Linked DNA regions of Mus musculus: region 2 is linked to region 1. A link is a loop called in an ENCODE intact Hi-C map of the cell type or tissue named here. Cell type or tissue: heart. All regions are shown on one strand. Each heading gives the region's core, and the rest is flanking DNA. Links, peaks and the distances in the headings are about the cores only.

Evidence for each region. Peaks named below come from ENCODE experiments on the same cell type or tissue, not always from the same donor. Only the 100,000 strongest peaks of a DNase experiment are listed, where the experiment ranks them.
Region 2: it touches region 1 in a loop (3.0-fold over the local background); 2 of 42 quality-filtered maps call a loop at or near these places.

What each region holds. Positions count from the first base shown.
Region 1 is chr16:4,957,769-4,969,241 of GRCm38, forward strand. Anks3 (ankyrin repeat and sterile alpha motif domain containing 3) reads right to left here and starts at 6,469. Exons shown (of 17, transcript NM_028301.4): 1 at 6,352-6,469; 2 at 2,629-2,800; 3 at 200-398. The coding sequence starts at 2,798. It also overlaps 4930451G09Rik. In heart, for the core only: a CTCF peak has its summit at 6,247; a DNase peak (open chromatin) is centred at 6,613; H3K4me3 peaks cover 2,083 bases; H3K27ac peaks cover 1,523 bases.
Region 2 is chr16:5,189,348-5,200,820 of GRCm38, forward strand. Nagpa (N-acetylglucosamine-1-phosphodiester alpha-N-acetylglucosaminidase) reads right to left here. Exons shown (of 10, transcript NM_013796.3): 4 at 10,596-10,704; 5 at 10,269-10,397; 6 at 9,384-9,589; 7 at 9,229-9,276; 8 at 8,365-8,466; 9 at 8,208-8,271; 10 at 5,933-6,711. The coding sequence ends at 6,501. Among named protein-coding and RNA genes, the nearest start is that of Nagpa, 8.9 kb to the right of the region's middle. In heart, for the core only: a CTCF peak has its summit at 5,927 (motif pointing left); DNase peaks (open chromatin) are centred at 5,904 and 6,157.

The DNA of each region.
Region 1 (11,473 bases), core at 1,900-9,899:
GAGAATAGAGTGAGGGTTATGCCCCAGGTCTCCAGAGAATGTAATCTGGGTGGGTGCTTGGGAGGCATCCACTAGGCCTTCAGTTCGACAAATTTTAAGTCATTACACACACATATATGCACACTGTGGCCTGCAGCACCTCATATCCTGTCAAGGCAACCAGTGAGCACCCGGGTTTTTGGGCCCACTCATAGCTCACCTGGAGCAGAAAGTAGGCAATGCTTTCGTTGCCACAGCTGGAGGCCAGCATCAGTGGAGTCTGTCCTTCCGGGGTTGGCACATTCACACTCACGCCTGCCTCAAGCAGCAAGTGAACAATGGTATCGTGTCCAATGTAGGAGGCATACATCAGCGCTGTCCAACCACCACCATTCTTCTTATTCAAATCTAACTCTCCCCTAAACAAACACAAGTTATGCTAGATATACCCAGCATCTCACATGTGGCTTCATCAGAGAGCCTGGTGCCGGGCCTGGTAGGACAAGCTGCCCTTCCAGAAAGTAGGAGTCACTTGCCTCCATTCATCCCCAGGTAAGTGTTTCCACCCTCTGTCTTACACTCTTGTGATGGTTAATCATGACTGTCAACTTGACAGGGTCTGGAATCAACTAAGAAACATACCTTTGCACAGGTCTGAGGAATTTTCTAGATTGGGTTAATTGATGTGGGAAGAGCCACCCTGAATACAAAAAGCATTCCATGGGCTGTGGTTACAGACTAATAAATAAATTTTAAAAAAGAGAAAGAAACAAGCAAGCAAACAACAAACAAAGAAAAGGAAGAAAAAAAAAAAGGAAAAGTGACTGACATAACCGTCTATTTTAATTTAATGCTCTCATCTACCAATCTTTTTTTGTATCTACAGTGATATCCACCATGATCAAGCAGGGGAGTTAGAAAAATTCTTGCCATTTCTCCCCAGTTACAACAGCCAAGAAGTAGCTAGCTGTCGCCACATAGTAGATTAAGTCTACCTAGCTGGTTAAACACCCTACAGCACAAAGGACCTATCACAGAAAAGACTGACTGGCCTACTTTATTAGTGGGAATGAGGCTGAGACACCAGGCACCTTAACCACCAGGCACCAAATTAATACCCTATCTGCCTTCAGAGCTATGAAGAGTGGCCAAGGAAAGAGAGAGGAACTGAGGATGACACCCTTGCCACGACTTTCCCTTTGTCACTTCACCGTATAGAAAAAACTGTCACCAGAGTACCCTATTTCCTAAGTGCTTTCCGTTATAATTCTGGAAGTGTACTTTTACTGAGAAAAGCAGAGGAGAGGGGCTCTCAGACTGGCTCAGGGATGGTAGTCCCATTCTAGAATAACACCCACTGCCTACTCCAAAGAAGGTGTGTTTAATGCCCAGGCCTTCCCCCTCCCAGTTCTTATCCCCAGTGTGGAATCTGTTGTATGATCAGTGCCTCTTGTGGGATCCATACTAAGCTGATCCAGGCAGCTATTTCCCACACACTAGCAGGTCAAGCCGACTCTGGAATCTGGAACGGCCTGAAGACCTGCCTGGAGAGCTACATGTAGCTACTTCTGGAGTCACCGGAATGACCTGGCACACATGAGTGGCAATTCTACAAAGTGAACAGTAGCAAGTACATCAGCAAAACTAACACACACCATCTTTCAGCCTCTATTCTTGAGACTTCCGGTATCCCTTGGCCCAGCCTGGGCTTCTGTGAGCAAGCCTGCCTCTCAACTGGGCCACCTCCAGTGAGAACACAGATCTCTTCCATCTTCCCCTCTCTGGGCTGCTCTGAGATCATGTTCTTTTAAACAGAACACTCAACATGTAAGAACTTGAGACTCCAAAGATTTACAGCAAGAGTCTTGGGATCCTGTGAGGACATGTGCTAACTACACACCTAGCTGCACATCTCTGAGGCCGCTAGGTAAAGGAATCCTGCAGACTGCTCTAGACTGAGAGCACTCATACTCTACTGGCCAAGGCTGACACATGGCTCTGATGTGCAACCAGAGACCTAGGGCTTTATGAGGCTTTCCTCTGGCTCATCAGGAATTAAGAAGGCACAGAAAGGTCTGGGAGACATCATCTCACCAAGATACTAAATGATCACTGGCAAACCTAAGTATAGAGTGGAGTGGAACACAAGAAAGTAAAGAGACCCTTCTTAAGCAGCACCTTCAGACTACATGGAATAACAGACAGGCTGTGGAACTAAATACACATCTGCATATTGGTAAAGGTGGCAGGTGGGTGGGCAGTGAGGCTAGGAGGCCACCCTTTCACCTCTGTGCTCAAGAACCACAGTGAGCCTGTAGTCACAGGGCCAGAGTGCTGCTATCCATCCTTACTATTGTTTTCTCTGGGGCTTTCTGCAGTCAGAGGAAACCCCCAAATGGTTCTGGTTCAAATACACTACAAGTTAGTGTTTATATCATGTTCTAGGCAGCTTCTTCTCCTCAGAATCAAAGGAGCCTTTTCTCTAGGAGTTAAACACGAGCCATCAAGGACATCTGCAACAAGCAGGCGAGCCTACTTGATATGTATTAAAGACCTTGAGCTCTGCAAGACTGCAGCCTGTTGGGAACTGAAGCCACTGAAATGCTCATTAGAACATGAGGTGAAGGGATGCACCCCAGGCCCTCTTACCGCTGCACACACTCCTTCACCACCTCATGCTGGCCAATGGAGGCAGCTGTGTGAAGATCCAAGGGGACATCCAGCTCCTCTGGGCTGCCCTGGGCACCAAGCCCGTGCCACATGGACAGGCTGCGCTTCAGGAGCTCCGGCTCGCTGGCTTCATCGCTGAGCTCAGACATAGCTGCAGAGGGAGGCCCAGGGGTTAGTTCTTCTTCCCTGTCTGTTCCAAAGAGGAAACACTCCTACCAACGGCAGGCTATCACCTCAGATTCCTAAGAAAATGAAGCCACTAAGGGTGACTTACTTCCTCCTAACATCACCCAGCTGCTGGCAGTTTGAGGCCAGACAGAAGACGAGAACATCTGTGGAGCCATTAACTGTGATGCTGCACCTGCTTCATACCACAGGTTCTACATCAGATTCTCCAGGAGCCAGATGACCTTTCCACTGCTAGTAAAACAGTGCGAGTTGGATTATTTAGCGCTATTTGCTGAATTTGGGTGTACAGCAAAATTTAGCTGTGTCTAGCTTCTCCAGGTCCTAGTTCCCCATTAATGGACATGTATGTCTAAAGGGTTGCTGCTACAGATGCACAGAAGCTGGGTGTAGTGGCATACCTCTGTAATCCCAGCACTGGGAAAGTGGAAGAGAGGCAGGAAGATCATGAATTTAAGGTCAGCCTGGATGACATAACAAGTTTAGGCCAGCATACCTACACAGAGATCCTCTCTCAATAAAAGCAAGGGTGAGGCCCAGAAAGATGGCTCAGGGGTTAGGAGTTTGTATTGCTCTTACAGAGGACCCAAGTTCAGTTCCTTGCACCTATGTTCAGTGGCTTACAACTTCCTATAACTACAGCGCCAGAGGACCCAACACTCCCTCCAGTTTGAAGATCTGCATTCATGTGTGAACATACGACCCACTCCGCCCCCAGATACATGCATACATATCATTTTAAGTCTTCTAAAACAAACCAGGGCAGGAGAGATGGCTTAGCAGTTAAGAGAGTGTACAACTCTTACAGAGGACCCGAGTTCAATTTCCAGCATCCATATGACACAACTCACAGCTGCCGCCAGGGGATTCAATACACTCACATGCACATGTCCATACAGAAACACACATATACATAATTTAAAAAAAAATGTTAGGGGCTGGAGAGATGGCTCAGCGGTTAAGAGCACCAAGTGCTCTTCCGAAGGTCCTGAGTTCAAATCCCAGCAACCACATGGTGGCTCACAACCATCCATAATGAGATCTGATGCCCTCTTCTGGGGCATCTTCTGAACACAGCTAAAATGTACTTACATATAATAAATAAATCTTTGAAAAAAAAAGTTAAGGTTAAAAAAAAAACCATAAAGACCAGGAATGCAGTGCATTTGCATCTCCACAAATCACATGGAAGGCTATATATAGTGATGCCTGACTTAATTATGGCACTTGGGGAGATGGAGACAGGATTGTGAGTTCGAGACCAACCTGGTCTAGAGAGAGTTCCAGGACTACAAGAGTGAAACCCTCTCTCAGAAAGGAAAACAACAAGGTAAAACAACAACAAAACAGCTGGGAACATAGAATTTGTCTCAAAAAAGAAAGGGGGGGAGGGGAAGAGGAGAGAAAGGACGAGTAGGACAGGGGAAAAGAAAACCCTAGCAGACTGCAGAATGCAATCCTGATGTTACTTGAGCAGGAATCCAGCTATGCAACCCTTTTATGTATAACAGATGAACACAGGATGACAGGTGTATGGTTAGGAGTCCTTTCTTCTGGGTAATCCTACTCAAACCAAAGCCTAGCCATTTATCTTCTAACAGATTCTTAAGTCTGGGAGCAATAGGAAGCTAGTACAGGACAGGAAGAGTTCTGAGAGAGGTCAGGTGCCCCTCTGCATAAGGCCTTCAGCCACGAGTCCGAGCCCTACCAAGGCAAAGTCTGTGGGGGTCGGAGGTGAAGGGAGAAGAGATAACGGCAGTTTACAGTGAGTAGAGCCTCAGTTTCACTTTCTGCTCTTACCTGTGCAATGGCCACTGTTTTGTTTTGAGACAAGGTCCCACTGTGTAGCCCTGGATGACTTAGAACTCAATGTGTAGGCCAGACTAAACTTGATGGCACAGATACACTTGTCTTTGCTGAGATTAAAGGCCTGTGCCACATACGTAGATAAATGGTCACTGGTACTAAGCATTGGTGGGGGCCACCTCAGTGATCCCAAGCCACTTTAAGTGGCTGAGTCCTTCCGGGACAATATCGCAGTGCTCTGGCAAGGTTATTACGCTGAGGTTGGAACTGACCCTAACCTGACCCAACAGAGTCAAGAGTAGAACAGCAGGGTGGGAAGACCCGGGCTTTGGCACTGAACCCACCTGGGTCCCATCTCGGGGTCAAGACCACCACAGGAGTGGCCTCAAGGATACAGAGCACCACAATATCCATACTCAAGAGTTCTGGTGAACCCAGAAGGAAGCCCGAAGGAAGTATGACCCAGAAGGTACTAATTCCCTCGAGGCCCTTAAACACTCTAGCATTATCCTGTGTTGGTGAAAGCTGGGCCTGGCAGCACAACTTCCAGACGAGGCAGAAGAGTCAAATCCCAAGCCTGCCTGGGCAACTTAGTGAGACTAAAATATTTTAAAAGTAGAAAGATGGGCTGGAGAGATGGCTCAGCAGTCAAGAGCACTGACTGCTCTTCTGAAGGTCCTGAGTTCAAATCCCAGCAACCACATGGCTCACAATCACCAGACAACTACAGTGTACTTAGATTAAAACAAATATGTTTTTAAAAAGTAGAAAGATTGTTGAGGATCTATCTCAGTGATAAGCACTATATATACACAACTTGCAAGGACATAAGTTTACTTTTAAAAGTTATAAAAAGGACAACATACAACAGTTTGCCAGTCTCACGATGAGTGATGTGTGTGGGCTGGTAAGGTGAAAACAAGGCCTGTATCCTGGAAACACCAGCTTCTCCTGCTGCAAGGCCTGCGCTCAAGTAGCACCTAACCTAGTCTGAACCAACAGAATGGACACGTGCTTCCCCAAACTGGAAACCATAGGCGGATTAGCAGAACCCTGGAAGAACTCACACCTGCAACTCCAGCTCTTGGGGGGCTGAGACAATAGGACCGCCTTTGAGTTCAAGGACAACCTGGGTAACATTAGATGCTTACACTAAAAACATCCAACCCGCCAGCGTAGTGGCACCGGCCTTTAATCTCAGCATCTGGGAGGTAGATCTCAGTGAGTCTGTGGCCAGCCTGGTCTACACAGTGAGACACGCCCACAATCTCAAAAAACCAACACCCCCAAAAAATCGATTCAAGTAAAATAAAAGTTTCTATGTCTTCTGCACCTCTCTCTCTCAGAATTTCAGTTGCAGCCCTGATAAGTTATTCTTAAAATTCTTAAATCTTAGTTTTAAAAAAAATTCTATTCTGGAGGCAACTGTCATTCCTCCAAGAGATCCATGAAGGCCTCGAGGGAGCCCCTGCAGCCCAAATGTACGACGCAGTTCCGACCCTAGCGGTCCCGGCGACTATGCACGACCGCAGGCTCCCGTGTGGCTCAGCAGTCTGGCCGACACCTCGCGTGACCCCTTAGTTTAGCACCACGGCGGCGGGCCCGTGTCCCCAAACCCTGCGACAGGCAAACGCCAGGGCTGCCCACCCGAGCAGACTCAGGGCGCCTTGGGCCCCACCTCTCAGAGGGCCCTGCCGCGGCCCGGCCTACCTTGCAAGGCCTCAGGTTCCCGGGCCACCCTCCAGCGACAGCGGCTCGCCCCTCACCGGCCGACAGCCCTGCGCCCGGCCCACCCCGGAAGTAATCCTCGCACGGCGCAGAGCATCCCGGGAAGGTGACGGACGTTCTGTTATTGACACGCCACAGCAGCCCATGAGATGGCAGATACCGGCCCATTCGCTCGGGAGCCAATCCTGAGGCAGAGAGGCAGGCGGCGAGTCGCCAGGCCGCCGTGGGTGGCCGTACTCAGCACGGGGACAAGGCAAGTGGGCGGGCGGAGCGGCTGAGGCAAGTGGGAGACCGCGGAAACCCACGCGACGATGGGTGGGTCCTGGCTGCGGGTGGCAGGGAATGAGACCCTCCCCTCGGCTCTAGCACGGACTGCCTCGTCCCGCTGCCTTCCAGTTCCCTTGACAACGACGCCTGGCGCGGGGCGGGGCGAGGCGGGGCCAACTGGCTTTGAGGAGAAACACTGAGCCGCTCGGTCTTCTGAGCTCCTCCATGCTCTTTCCTCTGCGGGTCAAGCCTTCCTTCAACCCTCCCCGCCTTGCACACCTAAAGGACGATCAGTCCTGGGCGGCCCCCTTCACTTCGGTGATTCTGTGTCCTACCGCCAAAGCCCCTGGTAGGAAACATCTTTTGGTGCGTATACCAAAAGCGTCTCCACCTGTGGTTCCCAATTCAGGACAGCCAAGCACCCGTCCTTGCTCAAATGCCCTAAGACCCCACTCACTCCTCTGACGCAGCTCTGGTTTGGCACCGTTAGCTGATCTGCTTGGTCCGCTTGCTAGGCCTTCACCCACAATCCTAAAGTCCCTCTGCCCCTGAGGACTGAACGTGTTTTCTTTAGGGTGAGATATAAAAGGTGGAGCTGAGCCAGCGACTGGATTATAGAGACTCATTTGAGTGATGACTAAAAAAAAAAATCTCTTGAATAATGGATCTTAAACCTCTAATTCTAAAGATTATTTTTAATTATATTAATGAATTAGTTTGTATTTTAATTATGTGTATGGGTGTGAAGGTGGGTATGTGTACTCCAGTGCAGATACGAGTGGACGCCAGAGACGGGCTCTCCCTGAGGTTAAAGTTGCAAGTAGTTGTGGTTTTGGAAACTGAATTGTGATCCTCTATGAGAGCAGTAGAGGACACCACCATCTTGTGCACTCATGACTGCACATACCCACACATACAGTCCTGCTACCAAGTGACATAAGTTTGCAGAACCAGAAGGAAATGGGTAGAAACTAGAATTTTTGCGGGTGCATTTTCATCTACAGCTGATCAAGGCTTTGGGAAGGCTACCAATGCTAGTTTCTCCTTGAACACCCAGACACTGCCACCTCACCTTGTGTGCTCCACAGGACTCCTTGATGATGACAGACGGTGTCCTTTGAGTCCTGGCCCCCATGACATCCAAAGACAAAGCAGTGATGTCCTTGCCAGTTTCTCCCTGGGATGCCATCCTTGAGGCTGCCAAAAACCAGCTTCCATCTCTGGATTCAGACTCGTCCCTGGTGAGCAAGAGCTTTCTCCTGGATATTAACTGCCAGCCTGGGCAAGGACAGCTTCGGGCACTCCTCTACAGACCCCACTTTGGTCTATGGACTTTATTTTCACTCATCAGTGTCTGGGATTACTTCTGGGTATCCACTTCTTCCAGGCTTCTCTCTGGGTTTGCCAGAACTCTTGAGTGTGGATATTAGTGCTCTGTATCTCCAAGGCCACTCCTCCTGTGGTCCTAACTCCCAGGTGGACTCGGTACCAAAGCCCTGGACTTCCCACCCTGCTGTTGGACTGCTCTCAACTCTGTTGGGTCCGGTCGGGTCCAGCTCCAAGCTCTGAGAGTGATAACCTTGCCAAGGCCACATGGTATGGTCTGGGAGGGATTCTGCCACTTGAGGTGAGCCGGGGGGTCACTGACAGTATCAGTGGCCATTTATACATGTGAGAGGGATCCATTGTGATCCACTGGTCAGACGCTCAGCACATAGGTTGGCACAGGACATTTCAAGTGAAGAGCAAGGATTCTAGAAGCAAGGTGACTAGTTTGTGCCTCTTCACTACCGTTGTTCAGTGCTGGCTTTAATGCAGTGTCCATTGTATGCATTAATGCAGCATCTGTTGTGTGCATTAACACAGCACATCCATTGTCTAATTAATGCAGCATCCGTTGTGTGCAAGGCTTGCATATGGCCTGTGAAAAACGAAGCCCACATCTCACCAACAGGAGGTATGCTGCCAAGCCTGTTTTCAAATTGGCAGCAGAAAGCAGCACAGAACAAGGCCCTTTGTCGAGAACTGATCTTTCCAGACCTGCTCCTGGGCAGGATGTGCAAAGTATGACTGCCTTTTCCTCTAAAGTGCCCTGGTCTCTCTGCAGTCTGACTGTGAGGAAGAAGAGCTCTTCATCTTTCAGCGGAACGAGCCCGTCCTGATTCCAGACCTGACTGAGGAGCTGGCTGAAGACCCTGTTGGTGTCGATGAGTCAGGGACCTGGGTTACTGCAGGGAGGAGTCCTTCACCTGAGGTCTGTAGGACACTGGCCTTGGGAACTCTGGAGGGGAGGGGAGGGAGGTCGTCCCAAGTCTCATAAGGATTCCACGAGCAGTGGAATGGTTAAACCACTGGTTTTGCCTCTCTTCCTCCCACAAGGACAGCCTGGCCATCGGGTATGTAGCACATGAGCACGCCCTCCCTCAGAACTAGGAGCACATTTGATTTTCTCTCTGATTTCCCACCCTGATCTGTGTTGTTTTCTACCAAGACATTTTATATTGTCTGGCCATTGTCAGAGCTGCATGTCTCAAGTGTCTCTCCATAACCTAGCTAATTCATAGCTGAACTTATGTTCAGCTACTAAGTGATCCAGCAAGGAAAAGAAGGGGTTTGTTCCACAAATACCTGCACAGTGGTGCTTAATGCTACCCTAGTAGGAGATCAGGGAGAATTGGGAAACAAACAGGAAAGGCCACAACACAAGCTCTAGGCGCCTAGTTGCAGGAACTACCAATACCATAGCTATAATCATCTCTCTGCCCCACATCCCTGGGAGAGACCAAGACCTCTATGTAAACTCAAGCAATCATCCAGAGCTGGTGGAACAGGCATGTAATATGAGCTACTTGGAAACTGAGGCAGGAGCATCAGAAGTTAAAGGCAGGGGCTGGACAGGATGATTCAATAATTAAGAGAGCTTGCTGCTCTTGCAGAAGACCCAGGTTTGGTTTCCAGAACTACATGGTAGCTTACAACCACTTTTCACTCCAATTCTAACAGATCAGGCCCCCATCTTTTGGCCTCTGTAGGCTCCAGCACACACATGGTACACATAAACACACGTACATATATATGTACAATTACGACTAATACTGGAGGTGGTGCTACATGCTTTAATCACAGCACTCAGAAGACAAAGGCAGACAGATCTCTGAATTTAAGGACAGCGAGGGCTAGCTGAAACAGAGAAACCCTGTCTCAGAAAAGCTGGTAGGTAGGTAGGTAGGTAGGTAGGTAGGTAGGTAGGTAGGTAGATAGATATTCACATCAGTGGCTTGATGATGAGAATGGTTGCTATCTACTGATCCCACCTGAGGCATTTTATCCTTGGCAACCCCATCCTGTCAGACCTATTAACACTTGTTGACGTTGCTGTGGTGAAACATACTTCCCAATGAAAACACTGTAGAATCCAAAACCCATTTTAAAGGCTAAGCTGGGCTCCAGGACCCACTCAGCTCTGGGTAACCTGTCTCTGCTCAGTTAATCTTAACATCATTGAAGCAAGCTGGATCTGTGAGGGCTGAAGAGGCTCTCCGGACCCGTCTCCACCATCTCCATTGCCTGAAGGCCAGCCCTCAGAGGAGCAAGTGTAGACAACACCCCTTACACTCCGCAGGAGGATCTGGGAGGCCAGCTGGGGCTCTGGCCACTTTAGGTCACTTTTTTGGTTTGTTTGGTTTGGTTTTTAGAGATAGAGTTTCTCTGTTCTGAATGTTCTACTCATTCTGTAGACCAGGCTGGCCTTGAACTCTGAGATCCACCTGCCTCTCTGCTTCCCAAGTGCTGGGATTAAAGGCATGAGCCTCCACCACCCAGCAACACGATTTTTATGAGATGTTTTCTTCCTTTCTGTAAGGATTTCCACCTCCTCTGGGAGAGAAGTGATGGGGAGTGGAACAGTTTAGGAGATAGTGGCAATGACTATATGACTTGACAGACTGCTGAACTCAAGGGTCAAAGTGAGACCTGGCAATGGTGGTGCATGCCTTTAATCCCGACACTCAGGAGACAGGCAGACAGATCTCTGTGAGTTCGAGGCTAGCCTGGTCTACTTCCAGTACATCTAGAGCTATATATAGTAAGAACCTGTCTTGAAAAAAGAAAAAGAAAAAAAAAAGGTCAAAATGGGGCCCATGAAATGGCTTGGTAGGAAAAGGTACTTGCTGCTTAGCCTAACAGCCTGAGTTCCATCCCTGGGACCCACAGAGAAGAAGAGAACCGACTCTCAAAGTTAATCATGCATGTACACTTCCCCAAAAGTATGTCTGCAGGTGTTCATAGAAGGTGCCGTTTCTTCTCTAGCCACTTCTGATTCCTGGGAGATTAGCCACAGAACCCAGAAGTGAATGGATGGTAAGATCAAAGGACTTGGCCCATCAGGAAAGAAGAGACCCTGGCTGGTCCTGCTGTGTCAAGAGCAGCCCAGTCCTTGTGGATGCTGAGGAGGCGCACAGCTGGCTGGAAGGAAACCTTAGAAGCCTGTCTAACCCCAGAGGATCCCTGAGTCCTCCATGGTGTTCCCAGGGAGAAGAAGCCACCTTTCCTTCAGCAGGAGAGCTGGAGACAGAGCCCTCAGATACTGACTGTAGAAATTCTGCGAAGCGCAGAGCCCTCCGCAGGGATAGGAGGAAAAAGAGAGAGAGATCCTTCAGAAAGTGACCCAGGCTGCTCAGAGCCCAGCCTGTGGTGACCAAAGCCAGGCTGCAGAGGTAGGACCCCAGCAAGAAGCAACCTTGGAGCAGTCTCAGGAAGGATGGCCAGTTCTCTCCCTCAAGGTAGGTGTCTGCATGGCCTAGCCTGCCCTCAGGTCCATCCCCACTGCGTGGGCACA
Region 2 (11,473 bases), core at 2,308-10,307, 230 kb after region 1:
AGCATTTTCTGGGGCCACCTCCTACACAAACCACTTGCCTAGGCTCTGCTGGGGTGGGCCAGTTACACACAGGACTGTGACGAAGAGAAATAGTGCTGATCCAGGCATGGTGGTGCACACCCGTAATCTTAGCACTTAGGAGGCTGAGGTAAGAGGGTGGTGAGCTTGAAGCCAGCCTGGGCTACATTCAGGACTCTATATAAACAACAAACAAACAAAAATCCAGGCACAGTGGTTCACCAAGAAGAAAGTTCCAGGCCAACCCGGCTATACTGCAATTTCTGTGCCAAAAGTATTCTGCAGGGCCACAGGGAGGTTCACATGGCTTAGTTTGTCCAAGTTATTAACCATGGCTGCAGAGTGTGCCATGACAGACCCTTTTCACGGCCTCCTGCGTTCCTCTGGGTCTGCATTACCTAGCCAGTAATCAGTCCTGCCACTTGCACTGGCCTGTGGTAGTGGTAGCAAGCTTAGCTGCCAGCACACAGTGTTGTATGTAGCTGTTGCTACCCCACTTAAGGGAACGGACTGTGCTACCAGCCCTTGCCCAGAGAATATTAGATCCGAGGACGAAAAACACAGACAGACACACACAGTTGTTCAATTTCAACTTGCCTTATTGGCTTAACTGCTAGGCGCCTCTAATCTACCTCGGCTAGCGTGCCCTTCCGAGAACTCCCAGCTCAGCACCCCAAATCTGCCCTCAATTTCAGTTGCACAGCCTCCTTCAGTCCCAGCTCAACACCCCAACCTCCCACCTGGAGAAGCAGCCTATGGCCACTCTTTCTGAGATCTCACATGGCTGGTTGGCTTTTCTACCTCCAAAGCATGTCAAAAACTCTCTCTCAGACCAATGGTTGGCTGCAAGTATCCACATCTGTATTTGTCAGGCTCAGGAGACAGCTGTATCAGGCTCCTGTCAGCAAGCACTTCTTGGCATCCGCAACAGTGTCTGGGTTTGGTGTCAGCATGTGGGATGAATTCCCAGGTGGGGCCGTCTCTGCATGGCCTTTCCTTAGTCTCTGTTCCACTCTTTGCCCCCTATCTCCTTTAGACAGGAGCAATTCTGGGTTAAAACTCTGGAGGTGAATGAGTAGCCCCACTGGGGCCGTGCCTAACCTCTGGACATGGTCTTTACAGGCTCTCCCTCCCCTTTGTTGGGTATTTCAGCCAATCTCATCCCCTTTGGGTCCTGGGAGCCTCTTGCTTTCCTGGCATCTGGTACTTTCTGGTGGCTACCACCATTGGTCTGAGCACGGGGACCCCAATGGAGGAGTTAGGGAAAGGACTGAAGGAACTGAAGGGGTTTGTAACCCCATAGGAAGAACAACAATATCATCTAACCAGACCCCCTCCCCCCAGAGCTCCCCGGAACTAAACCACCAACCAAAGAGTACACATGGAGTGACCCATGGCTCCAGACGCATATAGCAGAGGATGGCTTTTTCTGGCATCAGTGGGAGGAGAGGCTCTTGGTTCTGTGAAGGCTCAATGCCCCAGTGTAGGGGAATGCAAGGGTAGGGAGGTAGAAGTGGGTGGGTAGGGGAGCTCCCTCAAAGAAGCAGGGGGAGGGGAGGATGGGATAGGGGGTTTGCAGAGGGGGTTTGTGGAGGGGAAACAGGGAAAGGGATGGGAATATAAATAAGTAAAATATCCTGTTAAAAAAAAAAGAAAAGAAAAGGAAATTGAAGAGAAGAGAAGAGAAGAAAATAAAAAAGAAAAGAAAATGAAAAAGAAAACTTGCTTTCTCCTCTCCTGTGTCTGCTTGCTTGCCTGCCGACCCAGAAATCCAGTCTCTTCCTTCCACCCAGCAATTGGCTAAAATTTGTCTAAAATAACTGACCCTAGCCCAGACATTGACAAAGTCTGCATGATGTTAGAATCATTTGAAATGGTAATTTTAAAGATAAACAGTAATTGTTTAGGCTGGTAGGGTTTTTTTTTTTTTTTTTTTGGAGTGGAGTATTACATAGTAAAGGTATTGTATGACAACTTTCTCCAAATTGAAACATCTGCTCCCAAAGGAGGAAGGAGTGTATCAGACTCAGGAAGTAAATGCAGGTGACAAGATTCACAAGGTCCCTTCCCTAGCATCATATAAGCAGTAAAGTAACTAGCATGGGGAGAGGAGACTGGTCAACTGAGCTGTCTGCAGGTCAAGCAGGAACTTTAATACTGAGTGTTCATGACTGGTCACCTGTCCTGGGGTGAGCCACTCTGTGATGCAGCTGCCTTTGAGCCACCCATACTATGTGAGTAACTCCAATAAACTCACTGTTCACCGAGCTAGGCCTGGCTGGACTCATTCCTTGTGTCTGCCAGTGTTGGCCTGCCTGCATAGATAGATATCTGTTCACATCTTCCCAGGAAGTCACACAGTGAAAATAACAAACATGTTTGGAAAGTCCCGCTCCTCTCATAGACGCTAAGTGCACAGTATCACATGCTCACAGGGAACCTGCTGGACCCTTTCTGAAGCCCCTTCATGGGCCAGAAGTGATGAGCTTTGTCGCACCCCAGGTGGGGCAGGATACAGACTTGGGAAGCTGCTGCTGCTGTGCTGGGAGGTAGGAAAGGTATCCAGACCAAAGGGCAGGGAAGAATGTCACTACTCCGTCACAGCGAGTCATTGCCTGAGTGACAGCAAGGGTATCTGTGTGAGCTCTTTGAAAGAGAAACCAAGAATTTGGAATGCTGACTTTACATGTGGACACCTGACTTGAATTGTATGGATGTGGGCGTGGCTCAGTTGACAGAACACTTGACTAGCATGCACAAAACACTGGGCTCGATCCTTAGCACTATGTAAAATGACTGTGGTGTCATGACTGCACTTCTGGGACTCTGGAGACAAACTAGAAGGATTAGGAGTTCAAGGTCATCCTTGGCTGTGTAGCAAGAATGAGGCCAGCCCAGGCTTCATGAGATCCTGTCTTGACCAAACCAAACCAAACCAAACCACCACCACCAATAAGAAATGGCCCTCACTGGCTCATGTATTTTAATACCAGGTTCCCGGCTGATGGAAATGCTTCGGAAGGTTTAGGAGGTGTGGCCTTAGAGGAGGTGTGTCACTGGGATGATCTTTCAAGTTTCAAGAAACTAGTGCAATTCCCAGTATTCATTCTCATTCTCTCTCTCTCTCTCTCTCTCTCTCTCTGTCTGTCTGTCTGTCTCTGTCTTTTTTCTCTCTCTCCCTGTCTTTCTCTCTCTGTCTCTGTCTCTCTGTCTCTGTCTTTCTGCTTGGTGGTTGTGAATCAAGATGTGATCTTTCAACTGTTCCTTCTTTACTCTGACATCATGGACTCTCTCTAAAACCATAAGGCAAATTAAATACTTTCTCTTTATAAGTTGCTGGGGTCATGATGTTTTATTACAGCAATAGAAAATTAACTAAGAATAAAGTAAGTACCAGGAAGTGGGCCATTTCTGTGATAGGTCTGGCCATCATTTTTGGAGAAATGTTGAAAACTCTGGAACTTTGGACTAGGAAAATAGTTGAATGCTATAAAAGGGATTTATTGGGCCATCCTAGTTGGAGCTTAGAGGACAGCAATGCTAACAGCAATGTGGACTATGAAAGCCTAGTTCAAGAGGTTTCAGAAGAGAGTGATATTAGCAAGAGGGCTAGAGACCGTACATGTAAACTTGGCTAAGAATGTGGCTGTCTTTTGCCCTTGTCCTAAGAATTTCCCTGGGAATGAATTGAAAAATAATGGAATGATTTCTTTGGTGAAGGAGATTGTAGGGGGTGGTTCTGATGCTAAGGTCCTGTTCCCCAACTGGTTCTTGATCTGTCAGTAAAGAAAGCCATGGGCCAATTGCTGGGCAGAAGGTAGAGCTGGAACTTCTGGGTCCCAGGAGGAAAAGACAGATGCAAGGAAGGAGAGGTGGAGTATTTGTCATGCTTTGGAGGGAGAAGAAGCCAGCAGCCATGTGAGGTCTCAAGAGGAGCTGGGGCCTGTGGCCACAACTACAGGCCGGTGGTCAAGGATGTTTGGCAGGGGGTAGGTGGAGGTTTAGGGCAGGTGGGAGGAGTGGCGATAAAAATATTAAGGGCACACTTTTCCAGGTGGGAGATAGTAACACCCAGCAATTGTGCTCTACCACAAGTTGAACAGGAACTCTGTGTGTGTGTGTGTGTGTGTGTGTGTGTGTGTGTGTGTGTGTGTGTGTGTGTGTGTGTGTGTCTTTTGTCTGAGGACTCAAGGCAAGCTGGATGGGGGTTGGTAGTGAGGTCACTTTCCAGAGCAAAGGCAGATAGAGTAAAACCTGTCTCTGAGACAGGGTTTAGCCCTGGCTGTCCTGGAACTCCCTCTGTAGACCAGGCTGGCCTCAAACTCAGAGATTCATTGCCCCTGCCTCCAAGTGCTGAAATTAAAGGCATGTGCTGCCACCACCTGGCTTTTGGTGACTTCAATACAGCTCAATAGTGACCCTTCTATGTGGTTATTGTCAATCACTCTCATGTAGGTCTAGAATGGAAACAAGCAAGTGAGTGAAACAAACAAATACAAAATGTGGAGTTTGAGGTGAAAAAGAGCACCAGGGAACTTAGTATTGGAGCCAAGGCTTGATCTGAAGGAGGTAAGGAGCGGTGTGGTGGGAACCACAAAGCAGAAAGGGCGCTCTCAGAGTAACACCCGCCCATAACTAGTCATTTGCCTCCAACTTGTGAAAAGGGAAGGGCCCTGGAATTTTCTGCTAAAAAGCAACAACAAAGGAAAGTGTCTGCAAATGAGCCTAAGGGGACCAGGCTCCATCCCGTGGGTAATGAAACCTGGCAGTGTCATCTGCATGGTTCTGACTTTAGAGTCACGAAGAATCTACAAGTAAAGGGGTTTAGGACATGTCCTCCTTGGTTAAGGACAGTCACTGAGGCCAGATATTTGGAAGGGAGTCCCTGCAGGGAAGGCTCTGAGAGGCCATTGCATGAAACTGTGAAAGCGAAGTCTGGATTGCACTGGAGACTCCAAGATGTTAGAGGTGCCAGAGCCATGGGGTATTGCCAAGGAGAGCTGCACACAGGGACCCAGGCCAAGAAAGAGAAGTATGTCACAGCAGCAGAGCTGGAGGGAGTAGATCTGAAGAGCCCTTGACAACAGACCCTGAGCTACAGGGTTTGAAGTCCGCCCTGTCGGCTCTCCATCTTGCTTTGGCTCAGCAGTTCCTGGCAATGCCCCCATTCCTCACTTTTGGAATGGCAACATATATATCATGCCATTGTATGTTGGGCCTATGTCATTTGCCTTTTTATTTTACAGGAAGTTACAATAACAGAGTGCCTTGGGTCTCCAAAAAGACTTTAAAACAGTATTGAGACTGGGAAAGAGTAAGGGGAAAGTTGGACTAAGAGCATTTTGCACTGTGATATGGCAGTACGCCTATGGGGGCAGGGATTGGAATGTGGTGGTTCCGGTGAGAATGGCTTCCACAGGCTCATCTACATCCCCACCTGATGGAACCGTTTGGGTAGGGTCAGAAGGGAGGTGTATCACTTGAGGTAAGTCTTGAGGTTCTCTCTCTCTCATCTGGTCCCTTGCTCCACCATCATGGATTCTGACACTCTGAAACCCTAAATCAAATTAAATTGCTTCCTTTGATATGTTGCTTATCACAGCAATAGAAAAGTAACTAGGACAACCACCAATGGAAAATGGTTAGGACCAATGAAATCCCTGCCTTCCAAGTGTAGCCTAGCCTGCAGCAACAGCACCGACTGGAGCTTGCAGGAACACAGCACATGACTGTGGTTACTTCTCTATTGCAGTGATAAAACATGACCCAAGCAACTTATCAAAGAAAGCATGGTCCCTGGGTGGCCTTGTGCCTGGCCAAACTTGTGCAGCATTGGGTTAACAGAGGCACTGGGGAACTGTCCAACGTCCCCATGAGAGGCAGCAGCTCAGGACTCAGACCTCACACGCCCCCTGGTGGCTTGTTTTAGTATCCCAATTTATTCAAGTGTTAGAAAACTCCTTTAGGGAACAAGACAACAAAAATAGGTCTGTAAACAAGGCGACTTCCTTCCCTCCCCATCCCTTCTTATGAGGTGCTTCCTGTGACAGGATGCAGAGTTCTAGTTGGCTGTCCAGCGATGAGGCTGTATAAAAGGCGAGTGCCGTGGCTGAGCCGAGGGTGTGTGTGTGTGTGTGTGTAAGGCTTTCTATTTCATCCCTGTGCAGGCGGAGAGTGGCCACTCTTGTCATGATGGGGTTACAGAGTTCCATTTGCTAGTGGCTTCCTGGGAGTCTTTGGCAGTGGCGAGACCCCTGTGCGAGACAGGCCTCTGGGCAGCAGATATAGGCGAGCGGGAGGCAGGTGCAGGCTCTCCAGAGCTCCTTATTGCTAGGTTGGCATGAGCCACAGCATGGGGACAGGAGGAATATGGCCAGCAAAGGGTGGGGTGCATAGCATCCATGCCAGTGGCCTCACAATGTCCCCTGTGGAAGTGAGGAGCAGGGACAAGATTATCTGGAGCATGCCGTTGGGGCAGCTCTTCAGTCCTTGAAGGGGTTGCTAGTTTCCTCCATGTGCTCCTTCTCTGCAGTCAGCGCTTCCCCGTTCACCTCCTGCAGTGGGTGATACACATAGTCCCCGTCGAGGTGCCGGTTCCTCTCGGCCCTGGAGCCCAGGAACAAGGACACGTTGACCCCAGTGCTGATCAGCAGCAGGAAAATTAGTGTCAGGGTGAGGGCTAGCCAGGTGGTCCTGGGATGGAAAAGAGAGTCTTGAGTGGGGGCAGGCAGCCAGAACCCAAACTGGGCATGTTGAACCCAGTAGGCAGGGAGGGGAGTAGGTATACTGAAGACACATGGAGGGAATACCACAGACAGTCTCTGATGTTTTAAGGATGTTTAAAAACATTTTTAGGAACTGGGGAATTAGCTCATGCTTGTCTTATAAAATGAAGACCCAATTTAAGTCCAGCAGGGCTGGGTGAGGTGGCACACGCCTTTAATCCCAGCACATGGGAGGCAGAAACAGGTGGGTTTCTGTGAGTTTAAGGCCAGGCTGGTCTACAGAGAGAGCTCCAGGACATCCAGGGTTACACAGAGACACCAAAACAAAAGCCAGGCATGATGGTACGTTGGAAGTTGGAGCTCACCAGTCAGCTTGTCTAACCTAACCTGTGAGTTTCAGGTCAAAAAAAAAAAAAAAAAAAAAAAAAAAAACAAGGTGGTGGGTGGGGGAGGATGTGGGGGACTTTTGGGATAGCATTGGAAATGTAAATGAAATAAATACCCAACAAAACACACACACACACACACACACACACACACACACACACACACACACACACACACACACATCTAATGTGAATGTTACTGCTTTTAGGTGGTTCCTAATATATTTTTTGCAGTACTGGGAATTGAACCTGGGTCCTTGTGCGTGCTAGGCAATCACTCTACCACTGAGCTACAGCCTAACCTCCCACCCCTACTTTTTATGTTATAATAGGATTTCATAAAGTTGCTCAGGTTGATCTTGAACTCAATCTGTGGCTTAAGCTGGCCTTGAATTTGCTATCTTCCTGCTTCAGCTTCCTGGAATAGCTAGGATGACAGGCTTGTGCCAGAAGGTCCAGCTCAAGATCTGTCTGTCTGTCTGTCTGTCTGTCTGTCTGTCAATCTATCTCCCTACATCTATCTCTTGTCTTAGGTATCCCAGGTTGGCCTAAGACTCCCTAACATTCTTAAACTCGTGGCTTTTCTGCTTCTACCTCCCAAGTGCTGGACTTACAGGCACATGATGCCACCATGCCTGGGTTATGATATGAAATGCTGGGGATTGAACCTAGGGCTTTCTGCATGCCAGGCAATCAATCTGCCAATTGAGCCACACCCCCTGCTTCACAATTCTTTCCATGAGCCCTGTGGGGATGGAGCTGGAAACCCAGGAAACAGCAGAAAGGAAGCAACAACAACACAAAGCCTGAACACACGGAAGAGTTCAGAAATAAGGTGAGTCCTTCCTGTCTCTATGGCCCTGCTCCAGCATCTAAGTGGAGTCTCTGCAGCCAGAGGCATGACACCCATAGCCTGCTACCTTTGAGTTCCACTGGGTAGCTCAGGGTCTTTCCTGGATGCCAGTTTTACCTGTGACTGTCCCTGAGCTTGCAAAGTAGAGGGTAACCTGTGACCTCCTGGCCTGGCTAGTGCCTCACGGATGAGACATAGGGGCTCAGTGCCTGCTAAAACACTTACCTGGTGAAAGAGGCCAGCTCTCCTGCCCTCGGCGTAGCCTCAGTTGGCTGGAGACACTGCCTCACTGCAAGACACCAGAAAGAAGGGCTGGGGAGAGTCCACCTACCCCAGACCTGCCCCAAGGGCTCCCAGCTCAAGAACCTTTAAGGCCGCATACCTTGGGAGATGCTGCAGTTGCCAGTCTGCGGGTCACAGGAACACTGGTGCTCACACTGGCAGGGCCTCTGGCAACCTGGCCCATACCAGCCCAGAGGACACTCTGTGGAGAGGAGATGGTGGCAGGGAGGTCTCACCTTGGGTGGCATGGTCTCCTGTCACAGACAGCCTGGCTCCTGGGTGTGCACATGGCCATGCTGAAGGAGATGCCCTCAGATCCCTGGGACCCAACCCTCCAAGGTAACCGGGCTGCAAACAGGGCTGTGTTCCAGTTTCTAGAGTGCTTGCTGCATATACATAGGGCCCTGGGTTTGACTTCTAGCACCCTATAAGTTGGTGCTATGCCTATAATCCCAGCGCTTGAAAGGAGGAAGCAGGTTGCTTGAGGCCATTCTCGGTTACATACTAAGTTAGAGAACTGCGTGGGCTGTATAAGACTTTGTCTCAGATAAACACCAAGAATACTGCCTAGATTTAAGGTGGGCTCTAGAACTTATGACCTTAAAAGGATGAAGAAATTATGAATGGGAACTCCACTGAGCTGATGCTGAAACCACCCTACCCATGCCTAGGATCACCAGGAGCTGCTTTCCAGGAGTTAAGGACTTTGGTGGATCTCCCTCAGGGGCGTGGCCGGCCACACTTTGTTTTTTGCTATTGGTCCTTAGAGTTGAGTGGACAATACTGAAAATCTGGCCTCCTACTTGCTGGGACTCTTTCAGTAGGTAGAACATCGGGTTATCCACATGCGAAATGAGAAAAGGCTCTGAAGGTAAGTTCCAAGCCAGAAGGAGGGACGAAGGCGTCATACCAGCTGCGTGCAGCCAGGCCACCCTCTCCAGGAGTGTTTGCAGGCAGCTCTCACCTTCACTGCAGTTGGATCCTGTCCACCCAGCATCACAGTGGCAGCCAGCTACCAAAGCAAGACCACAGAGGCTGGGTAAGGACACAGGCGGGAGTCTAGCATGGGCGAGCTGGGGTCCCGCCAGAGCACCACCCTCCTGTGGGCTCCCCACTCACTCTCTGTGCACAGCCCATGCTGGCTGCAGTTGGAGGGGCCACAGTCCAGCTCGCTGCAGGCCTCGCCCCGCCAGAAGTGGCTGGTGCATTCACAGTGGCCATCCACACAGGTCCCATGGCCACTGCAGTCGGGTGGCTGGCAGCGCGGTTCATGCACACACACCACAGTGGACACTTGGCGGGGACAGCGCCACATGTTGTCCTGGCTGTGGGGGATTCACTGTGAGACGAGGTCTAGGCCTTGGTGCTGGTCCCTGCCGCAGCCTATAAAGGCTGTCCAGTTTGCCTCCCTTTCCATTCTGCCAGTTGTGCGTGCGTGCATGCGTGCGTGCGCATATGGAGTCAGGACAACCTTAGATACATGTCATTTAAAACTTTATTTTATTTATCTTTCTCGCTGGCCTGGACCTTGCCAAAAAGTAGGCTAGGCTGGCTGGCCAGAGGGTCAGGATTCACCTGACTCTTCCTCAACAAGGCTGGGACTGCAAGCATGTGCCACTTGCTCGTATCTGGCTTTTTATATGGGTTTTGGAGTTTAAACTCAGGTCCTTCGCTTGCGAGGCAAGTACTTTTCCTCCTGAGCTATAGCTCCAGCCTCTCCCTGGGCCACTTAGCGGATTTCCCCATTGCGTACAGTTTGTCTTCCGGTAAAGGCTCTCTCAACCCCGGCCAGCCATCTCCTCAGGTCTTACTTCACTGTCCTCAGGGAGGCCTTTCCTGACCTGTCTCAGGTTTCCAGGGATGGGCTGTGCAGCACCCTGAGGGAAGAGATCTCGGCTCTTCTGCTCACTTTTGGATACCCAGGGCCTGGCACACAACAGGGTCTCAGTATTGACTGAGTGAGACAGTCTGAGAGAGCCACAAAGGTGGCTCAGGGGTTCTTACCAGTGATCTGAAGGGTAACTGGCCAGGGTCCCATTGAGCACAAAAGTAGCAGAACCGCCTCCATCCAGGTTGATGGCATTGACGACATCTTGTTGACGCAGGAACTCTGCCATCTCCCATAGGTTAAGGCTGTGCAGAGGGGGTATGCAGCTGAGCCCCTGTGGTCTCTGGCTTAACTGTCTTCTTTCACTAGTAGGTAAATGCTATTGCCTCCAGATGAAACTTCCAAAATGGCCGGAAAGCTGTCTTGTCCCACCAATACCCCAGAAACGACTGGAAGGTAGGGGTGGCTGAGTGCAAACAGCCCCGAGGGTTCCTGGGACTCACCCACGCTGTTCCGTCTGTCCATCAGCATGGAAGAGGATAAGCTGCCCCTCACGGTCATGACCCACGGCTGTCCTGGCTGACATCACATTCACAAATTTGCTAAAAGAACCTAAAGGAGAAGGGCCCGGGGTGGTTACCCAGCTCTCCAGGGGACCCCTCAGGTCTCCCGACTTTCTCTCTTTTGATGGCTCCTTCCCTCGTGCACGTGTGGCAAGCACTGGATCACTGAGCCACATCCCAGCTCCACCTCCAGTGAGCTTCCATGCCACAGCCAGAAGCACTTCATGTGATCTCAGTCTCCAGAAACTTCTATGTTGGTGGAAGGATTTCACAGGCCTTGCCTGAGGCCCCAGGCCTCACTTCTGTACTTGTTCACCCAGCAGCTACTCTCTGCCTAGGGCCTTGAAGGCTGCCCTGAGCCTGGGAACCACAGGCCTCTGCCCTGAGTTCTTCTGATAGCTTGTTCCTTTGACTCAAAGACAGCCTCTTGAGTCTCCCTCTCCCTCTACACTATACCCTGAATAGCCAGATTCCCAGGACCAAAGTGTCCTTTTCCACCACCCCAGTATTTTCCACTCTGGAGGTACGTCAGAGGATAACCCTGGGTGTTGGTCCTCAGGTGCCACCCACTTTCTGTGTGAGACAGGTCTCTTGTTAGCTTAGAATATCACCGTGTGGCCGTGGATCTGCCTATCCCTGCCTTCCAGCTCCATCCCTGGGAATGCAAGTGTGCATCCCAGCACTTGGCTTTTAATGTTTCTTTCTGGGGCTCCAACTCAGGTCCTCACACTTTCAAGGCAAATACTTTACTGACCAAGCCAACTCATCAGCCCATCCCCAAGTGGCCCTTGACCTTGAGTGTCCATCAGAGTCACCAA